Regions from separate parts of the Mus musculus genome. Here region 1 is linked to region 2. A link is a loop called in an ENCODE intact Hi-C map of the cell type or tissue named here. Cell type or tissue: left cerebral cortex. All regions are shown on one strand. Links, peaks and the distances in the headings refer to the core of each region. The heading gives the core; the rest is flanking DNA.

What was found. A loop is a pair of places that touch in the nucleus more often than their neighbours do. Peaks named below come from ENCODE experiments on the same cell type or tissue, not always from the same donor. Only the 100,000 strongest peaks of a DNase experiment are listed, where the experiment ranks them.
Region 1: a loop joins it to region 2, with 1.8 times the contacts of the local background. A loop is called at or near these places in 1 of 42 quality-filtered maps.

Annotation. Positions count from the first base shown.
Region 1 is chr2:90,958,233-90,961,038 of GRCm38, forward strand. The region is part of intron 1 of Celf1 (CUGBP, Elav-like family member 1); the gene reads left to right. Among named protein-coding and RNA genes, the nearest start is that of Celf1, 19 kb to the left of the region's middle. In left cerebral cortex, for the core only: a CTCF peak has its summit at 1,299 (motif pointing right); a DNase peak (open chromatin) is centred at 1,984; H3K27ac peaks cover 2,141 bases.
Region 2 is chr2:91,023,615-91,026,420 of GRCm38, forward strand. No RefSeq gene overlaps it. Among named protein-coding and RNA genes, the nearest start is that of Gm13777, 6.3 kb to the right of the region's middle. In left cerebral cortex, for the core only: no CTCF peak of the experiment used is centred there; DNase peaks (open chromatin) are centred at 1,584 and 1,735; H3K27ac peaks cover 2,365 bases.

The DNA of each region.
Region 1 (2,806 bases), core at 33-2,532, 65 kb before region 2:
TAACGTTTATCTAGCATACAGAGGTCCCGGGTTGGACTACTAGTACTATAAAAAAGAAAGAAAAGGTGATTATTAATCAAGAATCTTGTTTATGTAGCCCAGGCTAGCCTAGCCTCTAAATTTAGGATGCTCCTATCTCTGTCTCTTGAGTACTGACTGGGGTTATAGGTGTGTCAACAAACCCAGCTCTGAAGTTTTATGGATCTCTTTGATCCAGGTTGTCATCTTCTAACTTTGGCTCACTGGGACAGTCACAGTGCAGCTCAGATAAACCTCGGACTTTTAAGAGCCTCCTGCTTCTGCCGATGCATTCTCAGGTTTGGCTTGTTGTCATTGTTTTTATTTTTTGAGATAGGGTGTCTTGTAACCTAAGGTTTATGCTTGCTATGCAGCTGGGGCAGACCTTGAACTCCTGACATGTTTTCCTCTCCCAAGCGCTGAGATTATACGTAAGTGCCACCACTCTTGGCATTTTAAAATTTTAAGATTTTGGAAGTTGATGAACACAGCACTAGTCTTGTGTTCAAGATAATTGACACTTTGTTAGAAGCAGTTGTGAATCTTAAAACCTAGTCTTCTAAAGTGTTCCTTTTCCTAACTCTAAAATATCATTAGTCTTATTTGACCAATGAATTTTCTTTTGGATACAAGATCTCCCCAGTAAGCTGGACTGGAACTGTCTACCTCGTTTTATTACATTTATTTATTTGTATGGATATGTAAGTGTAAGTGTGTGAGTGCCAATGGAGACAGAGGACAACTTGAAAGAGAAAGTTTTGTCCTTCCACTATGTCGTAACTTGGGATCTTATTCAGGCCATTGGGCTTTGTGACAGGGCCTTCTTTTTTTCTTCCCCTTTACCTGCCAAGCCTTACCAGCCCTGCCTTTGTTTTGCTGTTTGTTCTCTTCCTGGCTGTCATCTGAATGGATGCTGGGATTATAGATGATTACAGGTATGTGCTGTCATACCTACTTCTCCTTCAGTTCCTTTTGGGTAGGTGAGTGGATTAGGTATTGCGACTTTATTGATTTCTTAGTGAACTAGGGTGTGTAAATCTCTTAGCTCTATCTTTGTAGTCCAAGTAGTTCTCCAGTGGTGGTAGGAGGTACTGGGGATTGAACCCTTGGCCTCATGTATGCTAGGCAAGTGCTCTCCTATTGGGCTTCACCCCCAGCTGTTTGTTCTTTCTTCCTTTTTCCTCCTCTAACTTCTTCCTCTTCCTTTTCTAAGATTTATTTATTTAATGTATATGAATGTTTGTTTTGTTTATATGTAAGTCTGTGTGCTGTGTGTGCAGCACCGGTGGATGCCAGAAGAGGGCATTGGACTCCTGGAATTGGAGTTTATTGGGATCACAGAGGTTGTTAGTCAGTACTGGGAATTGAACCCTGATCCTCTGAAAGAGCAGCCAGTGCTCTTAACTGCAGGCCATCTCTCCTGTCCTCACCAGTTGTTCTTAAACCTTGATCCTCCTAACCCCACACAGTTATTCTTACTCTCTAGCTCTGGAGCTGCCGATCTCTCTTCCCTTTCTTTTCCTGTACTGGGGATTTACTGTATACTTTTGTGTTCTATTACCAGGGTCAGCTGATACTGTGTTTGAATTCTAAACAGCCATGCGCTATGAGCTTCTAGAAAGAAAACACCATTTTCTTTACCATATAGTCAGCCATATTTGCTATAGTGCCTGGTCTTTGCCTGTGCCTTCTTTTGATTGGGAGCACACTGAAGAGTATCCTAAAGGGTATCTTGATACCTCCTCCTAAGAAGCCTTGAAGCCTCCATTTATAGGTTGATTCACAGTGGGAGAGAGCCACATTTGAAATTTATTTTTCTGATAATGTGACTTTTCTTATCTTTTATTTCTGTGCTGTCTTTTATATTTTTTGTACCTCTTGCTTGAGCTTGCACCTTCTGCATAGTTGGCTATTATGTCATCTTTGGGACTACAGAGTGAAAGTTAGAAGATTTTAAAGTTCTCAGAATAATGTCGCCCACATCGCACATATGTCACATTTTGAATTTACTAGCTAAGCCTCCAGATATGTGCTTTATATACAGTATGTTCAGCATACTGACTTATGAGAACCCAAAAACATTAAGACTTAAATCACTTTTGTTTTAGACAAAGGCTGGTTGTGTGTGTGTGTGTGTGTGTGTGTGTGTGTGTGTGTGTGTGTGTGTCTGTCTGTCTGTCTGTCTGTCTGTCTTTATGTCTATGTGTCTGTCTGGTATGGTGTGTGTCTGGTCTATCTACCATCCCGTTTGTTCCTGTGTCGTTATGTGCCATGTCCATCTATACCTCCATCCATTCACCCCCCAGGTTCTCAGTATATGGTTCTAGTTGGCCTGGAACTCACTTATTTATGTGAGACCAAACTGGCCTCTTATAGAGATCCATCTGCTTCTCCCTTCTGAATGTTGAGATTGAAGGCATGTGCCATCATAATCAGCTTTGGGTTTGATTTGGTTTGATTTTGACAGTATCTCTTTCCTCTATTATGTAGCTCTGGCTGTCCTGGAATTTGCTGTCAGACCAGGCTGGCCTCAAGTTCACAGAGCTCTACCTGTCTCTGCTTCCTTAGTGGTGGGAATAAAGGCCTGTGCCACACTATGCCTGGCCTTGTTTTTGGTTTTAACTACACCCCCCTCCCAAAAAAAACCCCAAAAACAAAAAAAAAAAAAAACCACAGGCTCTCAAAAAGCCCAGGTTGACCTCAAATTCAGTGTCTAGACAAGGCTGGCTTTGAACTCCTGATTTTCTTGCCTCTGCTTCTCAAGGGCTGAGATAAGGTATGTAAATGC
Region 2 (2,806 bases), core at 105-2,604:
TGCCCTTGTATTAGAGATCCACCTTCTGCCTCCCAACTGCTAGGTTTAAAGACTTACACTGTAGTGTCTGATGAGCTGGGAGATTTTAAAAGGTGGGAGCCCATCCCTGTGCAATTACCCCATTGGGAGTGGTGCAGTTATCATACATACTAAATTGGGAAGGTTCTCATCACTTCAGAGGCCATATTCATGAACGTTTATTTTCCTAGCCCTTGTTGACTAAGCTACTTTGTGTGTATGTGTGTGTTTCAAGACAGGTGTCTTAGTTTGGGTTTTATTGCTGTGAAGAGACACCATGACCAAGCTCTTAAAGACAAATACTTTATTTGGACTGCCTTACAGAATCAGAGGTTCAGTCCATTATCATCATACTGGAAGGGTGGCATCATATAGCATACTTAGTGCTGGAGGAGCCAAGAGTTCTACATCTTGATTTGAAGGCAGCCAGGAGAAGACTGGAATTTCATACTGGGCGGAGCCTAGGCCAAGGAGGCCTCAAAGCCCACCTACACAGTGACATACTTCCTCCAGCAAGGCTGCACCTCCTAAAAGTGCCACTCCCTGTGACCAAGCATTCAAACACAGGAAGCTATGGGGGCCAAACCTAATCAAATCACCACAACAGGGATTTTCTGTGTAGCCCTGGTTGTCTTGCTGCTTAGATCTATAGACCAGGCTGGCCTGGAACTCAGAGATCCACCTGTCTCTGGCATGTGTCACCACCTCTGGCTAGACTAATCTACTTGTAGTAGTTTTGTGCGTTCTGGATATTTTGGGTAAATGTAATCACAGGCTTTTAGATAGCCTGCATCCTGAGGTGGCTTCTCCTTTCTCTTCTAAGTCTACTCAATGAAAAAATGCCCTACCAGCTGTCTGTGGCCTTTCCAGCCTTTTGAGCTTGTCTTCTATCTTGTTTCAAAACCATCCTACTTGTGTATCCCTTCCAACCCCACCTTCCCTTCCCCTAATGTGACTTGCCTCATCCTGAAACTCTGTAGAGCAGTGGTTCTCAGCCTTCCTAATGCTGTGGCAGTTTCTTGTGCTGAGATGATCTCCAACCATAAAATTGTATTGCTTCTCCCTAACTGCAAAATTGGTACTATTATGAATCTTAATGTGAATATCTGGTATGCAGGATATCTGATGTGACCCCAAAGGGGTCCTGACCCACAGGTTGAGAACCATTGCTCTAGACCTACATCATTCCAGACAGTTTCCCCATTAGCTTCTGTAATTTTTGTTTTTTAAGTTAAGATTTGCTTGGTGGTGGTGGTTCATGCCTTTAATCCCAGCACTCTGCACGCAGAGGCAGGCATAATCTCTGAATTCAAAGACAGCATACTCTACCAAGCAAGTTCCAGGATGACCAGGGTTTTATATTGAGAATCCCTGCTTCAAAAACAAAAAACAAAAGAAGGAAGACTTAATGTATTTTTTATATGCATGAATGCTTTGCCTGCGTATGTGTGTGTGTGTGCTGGCGTATGTGCCTGGTGCCTTGGAAGCTCAGAGGAAGGAGTTGGAACCCCTGGAACTGAAGTTGAAGGTGGTGAGCTGCCAAGTATATACCAGGAACTAAGCCATGTCCTCTGCTTGAACAGTTCTTTTAACTTCTAAGCCATCTTCTCATCCCTAAATAAAGTATTTTTTTAAATAAAACTGGTTCTTCAGTTCTACCCTAACATTTCAAAAACTATATTTGTCATGCTGCCTTGGTTACTGTTGCTGTGAAGAGCATATCCAAGGCAGCCTATGAAACAAATTGCATTAGTTGGGGGTGTGCTTAGTGAGTCTATGACCATTATGGCAGGAAGGATGACAGCAGGCAGGTAGGCATGGTGCTGGAGTAGTAGTTGAGAGTTTACATCTTACCTGCAGGTTGAAGGCTGAGAGCAAGAGACTGGGCCTCATGTGGGCTTTTGAAACCTGTAAGCCTAGCTCCAGGAACATATGTTCTCCAACAAGGCCTCTGCTAATGCTTTCAAAGTCATTTAAACCACCACAGCATAGAACATTTGGGATATTCCAGTCAGTTGTTGCACTGTTCTAGATGGTGCTTCTCTGGGGTCTGGAGAGAGAGCTTAATGGCTAACAGCAGGTTTTGCTCTTGCAGAGACCCAGATTCTCTTCCCAGCACCTACATGGTGGTTCACAACTGCCTGTAAGTCTAGTTGTGAGGCACCTGAGTGACCTTCTCCTAAGCTCCAAGGACACCAAGCATTTGCATAAAATGAATGTAGTAGTTAAACATTTTGAAAAATTAGGGTTTAAAAAAGAAAACATAATTCCAGGACATAGAAGGCCAAGGCAGGAGAATCACAAATTCAAAGCTACCCTGGGCTGCATAGAAAAACTCTGGTCTCAAGAAAATGGGCCAGGGGGCTGGTGAGATGGCTCAGTGGGTAAGAGCACCCGACTGCTTTTCCAAAGGTCTGGATTCAAATCCCAGCAACCACATGGTGGCTCACAACCATCTGTAACGAAATCTGACTCCCTCTTCTGGAGTGTCTGAAGACAGCGACAGTGTACTTACATATAATAATAAATAAATAAATAAAACCTTAAAAAAATATGTAAAAAAGAAAACATTTATTAAAAAAAAAAAGAAAAGAAAATGGGCCAGGGATGTGGTCCAGTTTGTAAAGTACTAGACTAGCAAACACTAGATTTGATTCCCAGCATTGGAAAAACTTTATATAATGGAACTCTAGGTTGTAGAGGCCAGAGGGTCAGAAGTGCAAGGACAACCTTAGCTCCAAGACAGGTTTGAGGTCTTTCTGGGCTACATGAGACACTCTCAGAAAAG